Regions from separate parts of the Mus musculus genome. Here regions 1 and 3 are each linked to region 2. A link is a contact called in ENCODE Hi-C or POLR2A ChIA-PET data. All regions are on one chromosome and are shown on one strand. Each heading gives the region's core, a stretch centred on a gene start or an enhancer-like site at or near the end of the contact. The rest is flanking DNA. Distances are from core to core; before and after follow the strand shown. Region 1 holds the start of Snx33 (sorting nexin 33). Region 2 holds the start of Ppcdc (phosphopantothenoylcysteine decarboxylase). Region 3 holds the start of Sin3a (transcriptional regulator, SIN3A (yeast)).

What was found. Hi-C counts contacts between places; a loop is a spot of excess contacts on that map. ChIA-PET counts read pairs that join two places held with the same protein, here RNA polymerase II (POLR2A).
Region 1: a map of v-Abl transformed pro-B cells shows a loop between it and region 2 (1.8-fold over the local background). The contact joins the promoter of Snx33 here to the promoter of Ppcdc in region 2. A Hi-C loop is called at or near these places in 1 of 37 maps with a recorded cell type or tissue (v-Abl transformed pro-B cells). POLR2A ChIA-PET finds 5 or more read pairs at or near these places in 1 of 5 experiments (Patski).
Region 3: a map of left cerebral cortex shows a loop between it and region 2 (4-fold over the local background). The contact joins the promoter of Sin3a here to the promoter of Ppcdc in region 2. A Hi-C loop is called at or near these places in 4 of 37 maps with a recorded cell type or tissue (heart and left cerebral cortex). POLR2A ChIA-PET finds 5 or more read pairs at or near these places in 2 of 5 experiments (Patski and embryonic stem cell).

The regions. Positions count from the first base shown.
Region 1 is chr9:56,926,411-56,929,908 of GRCm38, forward strand. Snx33 (sorting nexin 33) reads right to left here and starts at 1,961. Exons shown (of 2, transcript NM_175483.5): 1 at 1-1,961. The coding sequence starts at 373.
Region 2 is chr9:57,438,607-57,441,919 of GRCm38, forward strand. Ppcdc (phosphopantothenoylcysteine decarboxylase) reads right to left here and starts at 1,508. Exons shown (of 7, transcript NM_176831.5): 1 at 1,464-1,508. It overlaps Scamp5 (secretory carrier membrane protein 5), which reads right to left. Exons shown (of 7, transcript NM_020270.3): 7 at 2,721-3,313.
Region 3 is chr9:57,074,939-57,078,093 of GRCm38, forward strand. Sin3a (transcriptional regulator, SIN3A (yeast)) reads left to right here and starts at 1,438. Exons shown (of 22, transcript NM_011378.2): 1 at 1,438-1,692. 2700012I20Rik (RIKEN cDNA 2700012I20 gene) reads right to left here and starts at 1,111. Exons shown (of 2, transcript NR_152107.1): 1 at 1,020-1,111; 2 at 265-905.

The sequences.
Region 1 (3,498 bases), core at 711-3,210, 510 kb before region 2:
TGCACCCATCATCCCAGTCATCCCAATCATCATCATCATCATCCTCGAAGCTTCCTGGGTTTGAGAGGAAGCCGCTGCCCCCACCACTCCTGGCTGGACTGGCCATACTCGGGCTGCTATACAAACTCCCCTGGGTGCCCAGGGAGCCTGCAGGGCTGTTGGAATAGTCCACATGGTTGGTGCTGATGCCAGGACGGACAATCTCGACGTAAGAAGCAGGGAAGAGCCCTGTCTCCCCACGGCTGTTCTGTCCCTGCAGCCAGCCGTCCAGTGAGGTCTCACTGAAGATAACCAGCTCTTCGTCCTGCTGGATACTGATTTCCTCCTTGTTCTCACTGTGGAAATCATAGAGGGCTCGGCCTTTCAGTGCCATGGCTCAGCTATCTGTTAGGTCAAGACTGGAAGGAAAATGCCTTGCCCAGATTCAGGATGTTCAACAGGGTGTCCAAAAAAAAAAAAAAAAATGTACTTGCAGCTCAAAGTCTAGTAAGCCCTACCAAGTCCTTTGGGCAGGGCCTCAGCATGCACAGATGCTGTCTAGCTGCCTTTTGGTCAAAGAAGTGTCCATGGTCCAGAAACTGCCTTGGGGTATCTGCCTGTAAGCAGGGAGGGGTTGGTCATGGCCACAGTCTTTCTCCTCTCCCTTGGCAGCCCCTGGAAAGGAGCGGGTCTCTCCCTCCTCACACACCAAGCAGAAAAGTCAAATGACTTGAAGAAAGCAGCTCTGCTAGAACCAGAACGAGACACACACTTTCCACTAAAACAGTGTTGTACAACAGAAGAGATTTACCCTCAGACCACGGTCCCAGGAACGCAGGCAAGGTTCTGCCTCCTCTGGCTCTCCGTTCTTACTGGCTCCGGCTTTGGGAGGCTCTCACATTCTTCTGGAGATCTGCTCCTTCCTCCTTCCTCTCTCCTCCCGGGCCACCGCGTCTTCAAGAATCCAGAAAATTCAAGAGGGGCAAAGAGAATAACAGCAGAGTCCTGAACCAATTCCAAGGGTGGATGTGTCCGGCCTCCAAAAGAGCCAGGCCAGGAAAACAAGGGCCAAAGCTTGCACAACCGGCTGAAAACTACTCGACCCAGGGGGTGCGACCCCGTCTCGCTAGCTCTGGTGCCCTCTTCCCGCCCTGCAAATGGCCAGCCCCCGCCCCCAGATAACAAGGGGGGGCGCGACAAGCAGCGCAAAGAACTTCTGGCCTCTTTCACTCAGTGCCTCTTTTGTTTGCCTAATTCCTCGGCAGTTTCAGAGTATGAAGCTGACCCGGATCAGAGTCTCAGAACCCCTGTCCAGAAGTAACGCTAGGAGAAACCTCCACCATCACCACCCCCCGCCCCTGATGTGCCCCGGAACACTCAACAGCAGTCAGTAGATAGAGCTCTGTCGAACAGATGGCGTAGTCGGGTGTTTGTCAGTCCGTCCGTAGGTTCGTTCTCCGCGATGCCCTCTGGATCCGACCCGAGAGGGACTAGCTGAGCCCCAGCTTCTTGCCTCTTTGCCCCTCACTCGCAGCCCTTCAGCGCTGCCAGCAGGAAGCCAAGTCCAAAACAAACATTCACCCTCCCTTCAAAAAACTAAAAAGAAAAAGAAAAAAGAAAAAGAAAGAAAGAAAAGAGAAGGGGGGAGGAGTCCAGGAGATGGCGTTCCGAGGAAGGAGGCTAAAGCAGTAGGGGAGGTGAGGGGTGGAGAGAGAGGGAGGGAGGTATGAGGGAGGGAAAGCAGGCTACGGAATTCAACAAACTCTACCGCACTTCCGTGCGTCCTGGCCGGTCAGGGACCGCACAGCTCCGCCCTCCCGCGGCCAGGGTGCCACCGCCGGCCTTCCGCTCACTTTCCTTCTGGCGGGCGCCCTCCCTCTCTCCGGTTCAGTCCCGGTGGCCGGGATCCAGGAAATGGACCCGGGAGTCGGGGAGCTGCGAGCTTTCAGCAGCCCAGTTGCCGGCGCCCAGAGCCGCTTCTCGCTCGGATTGGATCGCCGCGTGGGGGAGCTCGCCAGCCGCCTTCGAGCTTCGCCTCCTGGACTTGGTCATCCATCTGCCTTTTCCGTGACGCAAGTGCAGGAAAACTCCGAAAGTTTGCGGAGCGCAGTGGCAAGGAGGGAGCTATAAAGGCTAGGAGAACCGCCTCGGCTGCAGGGGAGCAGAGCTGCGGACTCCCTTTTCCCAACCTCCTTTCCCGCCACGCGTACTTCGATCTGTCTAGGGGCTAACACAGCTCCCGGGTTGTTCTCAGATGGTGTAGGCAGCAAATTGTGACCCTGGTATCCCGCAGGTGATAACCGATGCTGTAAGCAAGATAGGGAGAGGAGCCCTCCTGCCTTCCGCAGCTCCCAGAGTGTGGGGGTGGGGTGCCAAAGACCATGTAACTTCTTCAGTGACAAGTTGCAAGTTTAGGCACAGGCGGGTTCTGGGTTGCTTTGTCCTTTCGCGGGAGCCAGATCTTCCTTCCAGGCCAGCAGCAAATAGCAAGGAGAGAGGAGTGGTCTGGTAAATAGCCTTTAGGCTTCCAGGATTCGACCCTCCACATTAGGCAAAACTAGGTGTACTAAAGACAGGAGTTGTGCTGAACTCTGGAGCGAATATAACAGCTGGATTGCTGCTGTGGTTTTTAATTCACACTGTCTGTCCCATCATTAAGTTTATATTCCAAACAACAAATTAACCGAAACTAAGATTATCGTCTGGAAGGTCATAAGTATCTTCACAGAGAAGCAAGATGTTCCAGCCTAGTGTGGCCAGTGTCGTGCAAAATGCTTGGGAAGGCACTGATCCCAGCCTAAGTGGAACACATATCAAGAACCTTCCAAGCCGTGGTCACCCATTCCTTCAGTCCCAGCACTAACAGAGACAGGCAGATCTCATGAGTTTGAGGCCAGCCTGGTCTACAAAATGAGTTCCAGAAAGCTAGGGATACATAGAAAACCCCTGCCTCTCTGTCTTGTCTCTGTCTGTCTCTCTTTGTTTTTCTCTCTCTGTCACACACACACACACACACACACACACACACACACACACACACACGCACGCACACACACACACCTCCTCTTCCTCTTGGAGCCCTAGAGCCTTATTTACCCAATCTTGCTAGGGCTTCCTACCTCCAGGTTACTATTGTTCTTACTTATTGCTGATTAACTGGTATAAAGTAGTGCTGCTGAAGGTTGGGACATTTGGCTGTTTTGAGGGTCATGACTCCTAGACCTCTGACTCCAAAACTCATAAACTTTGACTCCCTATGAAGGATAACAGCTGGTCGTGATGACACACACGGGAGACTGAGTGAGTGCCAGGCCAGCCTGTGCCACATCTAGCAAGATCTTACCAAAAGTTAACCAAACAAACCGGGAGCTGAAACAGCACTGTCATGAATTGGAGGCTGGACTCCAGTCCCTTTCTTAAACAAACAGACAAACGAGTGGTGGTGGACACATTTAGTCCCAGAATTTGGGAGACAGAGGCAGGTGAATCTCTCTGAGTTCTGGGCCAGCCAAAGATACA
Region 2 (3,313 bases), core at 258-2,757:
GACTTCAGATTAATTTTTCTTCCCACCCTCATAGACTGAGGTACACATACAAGGGATACACTTGATGCGCTGGCTACCTAGACCAGTCTTATATTCTAAGCTGCATATGCAGGGAACAATTTTTTTTCATATTTTTACTTGACCTTTATTATAACCACAGAACTTACACTTAGTCTTATGTATATTTCAAGAAAAAGTAGGGTTTGGTGGCACATGCCTTTAATCCCAGCACTTGGAATGCAGAAACAAACAGATTTCTAGGAGTTGAGATTCGAACATACTAAGTCCTGTAGCTAGGGCTACACAGTGAGACCCTGAGAGGGAGAGGGAGGGAGGAGAGGGAGGGAAAGAGAAAAAAACGAGGGGGAGAATGGAGGGGAAGGGAGAGAGAAATTTAAGAGAGACACAGAGAGAACACATACACAGCAGAGAAAGAGGCCTCTGTGTGAGACTATAATTCTCTCAGTTTAATCAAGGACAAAGTATAAAATTTCCATGTATACCTACCAGTAATAGAATGGGCAAGAATGTAGCCAAGAAAATGTGACCACAGGATACGGGCAAGACTGTAGCCAAGAAAGTGTGACCACACTGCACCTAAGGAATGCTGGTTGCAGCCAAAATGTTTGGCTTTCCAATGGATGTCTCAAACCGGAAGTAGGCATGTTTGCCTCTAAAGTTACTGCAGTTTCATCTGTACACCTCTTGAGGACACGTGTCAGGAAGATACATCACAGCCTTGCTGGTTCCCAGCTGCTAGAAAGAAGCAGAAGACCCCAGCTCCCAAACACGCATCACTTCCTGCAGCTGGGAATCTCTCCTGCCCACTATCTAGTTCTGGCTTCCAATATTCCAAACGTCGGTGACGGTGACATTTTTTTTTCTGACAAAAACTGCTCTAACTCTAATTTGAAATGCCACTCGGCAAGTTTAGGGTTTAAGCATCTAAATACTGCCAGCGTTCTCCTTTCTCTCGTTTATGATTATAAAATACAATTTGAGGCACGTTGGCTCAGCAAGGTAGCTTGCAGACAAGTCTGAGGCCCTGAATGAGGGCGGGACTTACAGGGTAGAACTGAGTCCTGCAGGTCGTCCTATGACCTCAACACGCACGCTGTGACAGCCACCCCTCTTACAAAATAAACGTAATTTAAAAAAAAAAAAAAAAGTTTGTATTTCGGGGCGGTCCTAAATCTTTGGGAGGGGGGCACCTTATGCTGCAGTTTTTCAAAGGTAAGCGTCAAGTGTGGGTGTCTTTTAAACTAAGGATAGAGCATGATATCTGCGGGCACCGGTGCAGCTGCATAGCCCCCAATTCTGAGACTGGAGTCACACCTATAGCCCCACATCTGACACATTACACATGGACCTTCACGCGGACCCACAGCGACCAGAGGAGCTTCTCCCACCGCCCCACCCGGCGGCACCACCGACACAGCTTTCCCGCCCCTTCCACTGCTCACCAGCTCCAGGATACCCGCAAGTATCGCGGTATCTAGGCGCCTTTCCGGCTCTAAATGACTCCAGAGAAAGCGAGTGATCGCATGGCCTTCTGGGAGTCGTGGTCTATTTCTGTGGCTTCTGGGAGTTGTAGTCATTGGGGCTCCCTGTGCAAGGCTAAAGCCACATTAGGCAGGGGAGCCGCGACATTGAAAGGCTCACTTTGAGCAATCTTTTTCTTTTTTTCTTTTTTTTCTTTCTTTCTTTCTCTCTCTCTCCCTCTTTCTCTTTCTTTCCTTCTTTCTTTTTCTTTTTCTTTCCTTCCTTTTCTTTCTTTTTCTTTTCTTTCTCTCTTTCTTTCTTTCTTTCTTTCCTTTCTCTCTCTCTTTCAATAACTGGCATGTCTGAAACTTAGAACTCTGCCAGCTTCTGCCTCATAAGTGCTGGGATCAAAGGGGTGTGCTACCGTGCCCATTGCTACTTGAGAGGAATCTTGAGAGATGACCATCACAGAGGATCTAGACAACATTCTTAGAGAGCACATCTTTGGCAAAGCCTAGGCACATTCGAATCGTTGTAGTCATTACCCTGCAGCAATCAGAAATTTCAAGAACTTACATGTTCATTGAGCCCACTCAATCAGCTTCAAGAGACCCACCATGGGAGCTAAGGAAGGCCAGTCTTCTAGTCCTAACACTAAGGGCTATGGTGGTTTGAATATGCTTAGCCCAGGGAATTAGGAACAATTAGGAAGTATGGCCTTGTTGGAGTGGGTGTGGCCTTGTTGGAGGAAGTGTGTCACTGTGGGGGTGGGCAAATATATCTTCCTAGCCACCTGAGGCCAGTCTTCTCTTGACTGCCTTTGGAATAAGTTATAGAACTCTCAGCTTCTGTAGCACCATGACTGCTTGGATGCTGCCATACTTCCCGCCTTGACAATACTGGACTGAGCCTCTGAACTTGCAAGCCAGTCTCAGTTAAATGTTATCCTTTTATAACAGTTGCCTTGGTCGTGGTGTCTCTTCACAGCAATGGAAACCCTAAGTCACAGACACAGTCAGGCCATGCGCCTCACTCAGTGTTACAGGCCACTCCTATTTCCTAACTGGTAGTTGTGGCAACTACTTCATGGCCTACTCAGGGCTGCTTCAGAGGAAGGATCACAAAATACATGGTTTTTGGCATCACAGATCCACTCAACTCAATTCCACAACCCTGCTTCACATCCCACATCAAGGCTTCATTGAGACCCACATGGAGACAAGTAACACAGAGGGACATACAGGGTCAAATGATCCCTTTATTATATTCATCCAGTTACACAGATAGACACTGGCTCGGGCAGGTCAACTGCCAATGAGGGGATAGTTTGTGTCTCTCAGAAACAAGGGGCAGTGGGCACCAGGAGAATGCAAAAGCAGGTCACTGGCTGGCGACAGACAGGAGGACTCCCAGCATCCACCAGGCCCTCCCACCCCTCAAGCAAACCATCTGTGCCCGGCCCCATCTCTCTCACTCTCTCCTCATCAAAGTGCATAGTTGCCTGAAGATGCAGCATCCCAGTGCCTGAGCAGCTGGGCCAGACACTGGTGACAGGCTTTCCCAAGGGCAGTGCCAGGCATGGCCAATAGGTGTGAGCCAGGAAAGAGGAGAGGCCGATAGGACAGGAAGTTGACTGGGGGTAACACCCAACAGCTGTGGATGCTAGGCTGGCAGCTGGATCACAGCTTTCCTGGAAGTAACAGAGGACTAAGAGAAAGGGAGCTGGGAGAAGGGAAGAGGAGGAAGAGCCTAGCCCTAGAATCTCTCAGGGTAGCAGGAGCTATGACAACTGCTCTCCATAGAGAAAACAGTAGGGGAGAGAATCAACTAA
Region 3 (3,155 bases), core at 188-2,687, 360 kb before region 2:
CATCTCACCAGCCCAAGAACTAGGTATTTCAAAGCACTTTTTGTGTTCAGGCATTGTTACTTACCCAGAAGGCTTAGAGACCGCCATTAACTCACTCTGCTAAGGAGGAATGCCCACCCCCCTTTTTTTTGAAGGGCTGGCCTTAGGGTTCCTAAATTCAGACTATTCCTGCCCTTTCGCGAATGGTTGCGATTACAGCCCTTCCCCTTGAACAGTCATTCTTAAGACCATATCCTTCACACAATCTGGAATTTTTACTCCTTCTGTGAACGTAAGTGCACACTCAAGGTTTATTTATGCAGTGGTCTGTGTGAGGTTTTCAGCCTCTCTTCCTCCAGTTTAAAATGTCCCTGGATCTACCCGACCAATAGAGTATACATTTTCCCTTCATGCTCCGCCTTCCGGAGGCTTGCCCAGGCGGTGACATTTAAAGGCCTCCGCTGGGTTATCTCCGCCCCCTGAGGGCTGCAGATTCTGGTTGTCCCAGTGTCACAGTATTCAGTCAGCCCTAGTGACCAGCTAGTAATATCTGGGCTTTTGGATCAGATTAGAGCTCCAGACCTTAATTTTGGAGTCGGCTTGCTGAAAGTAGCTGCTGAGTGCTCCAGATGGCTGTGTTTAGAAGACCGTGAAAGTGTAAAAATAAGTGGGTAGGAAGGACAAGGCTTTCTGTCATTGTTTTGGTTAATTCTCCACGGCGGGTAATACTACTGCCTTTTCCTTTTCAAATCTCAAAGCCTCGGGTTTCGGCCGCTGAGCTCCCCGCCATCTCCGATCCCGGCCTTGGAACGCTGAGGTTCAGTCTCCAGTGTAAACATTCCACAAAAGGACTGCTAAGGTTCAGCATCCTCGCGCAGGGCGGAATGGTCTCCTTCCTGGACCGGCGCCGTGTCCAATGGCGGCTCCTACCGGCGCCAAGATAGTCCAATCAGATCATTGGGGGCGGGGCCTGGCCCAGCCGTGTAGTGGGTGGAGTCGGCCTCACTTAAGGACATTTTTACCCCACATTGGTTACTTACCTTCCTGGGGCTATGAGAGAAGCAAAGGTAGTCTTCCAATGCAGGGACCGGCGGAGGCGGGAGCCGATTTGTTAGGCCTGTGGCTGGGGCGGTATGGGGAGGGATATGTGAGACTCTCCAATGAGATGTGAAGAGGTACTCCTCTTCCTCCAATAGTATTAGAGCCCGGAGGAGGGATTCGGCAATCAGTCTCCAATAGGCGGGGTTGAGTTAGGGACTCTCCCCGCCAATAGGGGCGTGGAGAAGGTGAGCGGCTCGCTCTCCCCTCCCAGCGAGGGAAGAGGGCGGGAGTAGGTCTTTGCGGCATAGTGATTGGCTAAACCATTGACGGATGGGTAATATATCCCGTGGCGGAGCGAGGTTAAGCCTTCCCTCGGCGGGGCGGGCCGGGAGAGTGGGCGGGATTTCCCGGGTAACAGAGAAGCGGCCGCGGCGGTAGAGGCGGCAGAGACGGTTTCTCCATCTTCCCCCCTCCCCTTCCCCCCTTAGAGTTTCCCTCCCTCCCTCCCTCCTTCCCAGTCTGGGCACCCAGGCCTGTGACCGCTTCGTGGGCGCAAAGGAGGTTGCCAGTCCGCTCTTGCGGGCCTGTGCCCGCGCCGTTCCGGGGCCTCCGTGCTGGGTGCGAGGCTCACGCCGGGAGCGACGCACAGGCTGAGTGGCTGGAGCTTTTGCGGTGAGAGCACGCCGCACCGCGGTCCGCCCAGCAGCTGGGTGGCGGGTAACCCGGGACTGGAGGGCGTGTGTTTTTCGGGGGGGCTGACCTCGGCTTCCCGTGCGTGGCTGTGGGGGGCGGAGCGGAGCCGCACTCAGTGCGGGAGGGGGAGGAGAGCGTAGTCCCGGTGCGCACGGAGGGGCGGGTCCTAGTCCCGCCGATCAGAGGCGGGGCCGGCGCGCGTGCGGTGGTGGAGAAAGGGGCGGGACGGGCTCGCGCTAAAGGCCCGCGGCTGTGACCCCGCCCCTTCTCCCTTATGGGCGGGACCACTGGCTGAACTGCTTTGGGTCCGCGGGGCGTGCGGGACGGGAAGAGGGTCCCGGCGTGTGGCTTTCAGGGCGCGGTGGCGAGGGGGCGTGAAGCCTGTGTTCCCCCGCCTTAGCGGGATCCGGTTGGCCGGAAGGCGCGTCCGGGGCTGTGATGCCACGCCCCTCCCGCCCCGCCCCCTCCGGGATTTCCGCCTCCTTAGCAGTGAAGAGGAGCTGGGGAAAGCCCGCTGTGGCGTCTGGCAGGGGGTCAGGGCTCCGTGTCTGCTCCTCCCAGCATCCCCGTGGGTGGGAGGGCCCCTTGTAGACTGGGAACGGTGGAGGTGTCCGGACTTTATGCTGTGGCTTCTTCATCCATTCTGCTTGGGGCATCGTGGCCCGTAGCTGTAGTCTTCTACTTTGCTTCACACACCATGGATGGCGCCTTAACAGCTAGGGAGAGTAGAAGCGTGGTCAGCTGCTCCTCTTCGTTGTAATTATTGGGACGAGATACTCAGCGTCCTCTCTGGAGTGTCTGCGGTGGGGTGCGGCTGGTGCTGTGCCCTTGCTTCCCCGACAGTGGCCGGTGGGGGAGGGGCAGAGTGATCAGGGACTGGAATTGTGGAGGGCGCCAACCTTCCCTGGAGTTCCCTTGATGTTCAGCTACTGCGCCTTTACGGGTTGATACCTAAAAATTGCTACCATTTTTGGTAGCTTAGGACTTTAAACTCAGTTTACCATTTGAGCTCCTAACAAATCTGAGATTTTATTTCTAGAGAAAGTATTGAATTTATGATTGTAAGTGATGGAGTGAGTTTAGGGCACATAAGCATTGCTTCACCGCTAGGCTATACCCCAAGGCTAAATTTTTTTTTTTTAAGTCAAAGATTTAACTCTCTTTAAGTAAAATACTCTGATTTCTTGACTGATTTCACCTACAGAAGGTTTTGTTACATAAGCTTAGTTTCACAAAGGTAACTTAGAATTTTGTGTTCTCTTTTGGTTTTATGTAACTTCTAGTCCTTAAAGCTTCATGTTGCTCTTTTTAGATACTAAGTAGGTTGAACTGTATGAAACCTATGTGTAGCATAGCTTACCGGCCTGTGTTAGAGAGTTACTTTGGCCATTGTTGGTTTACTGCACATGTAACCATATTAGATGATCTTACTCGAGAACTTC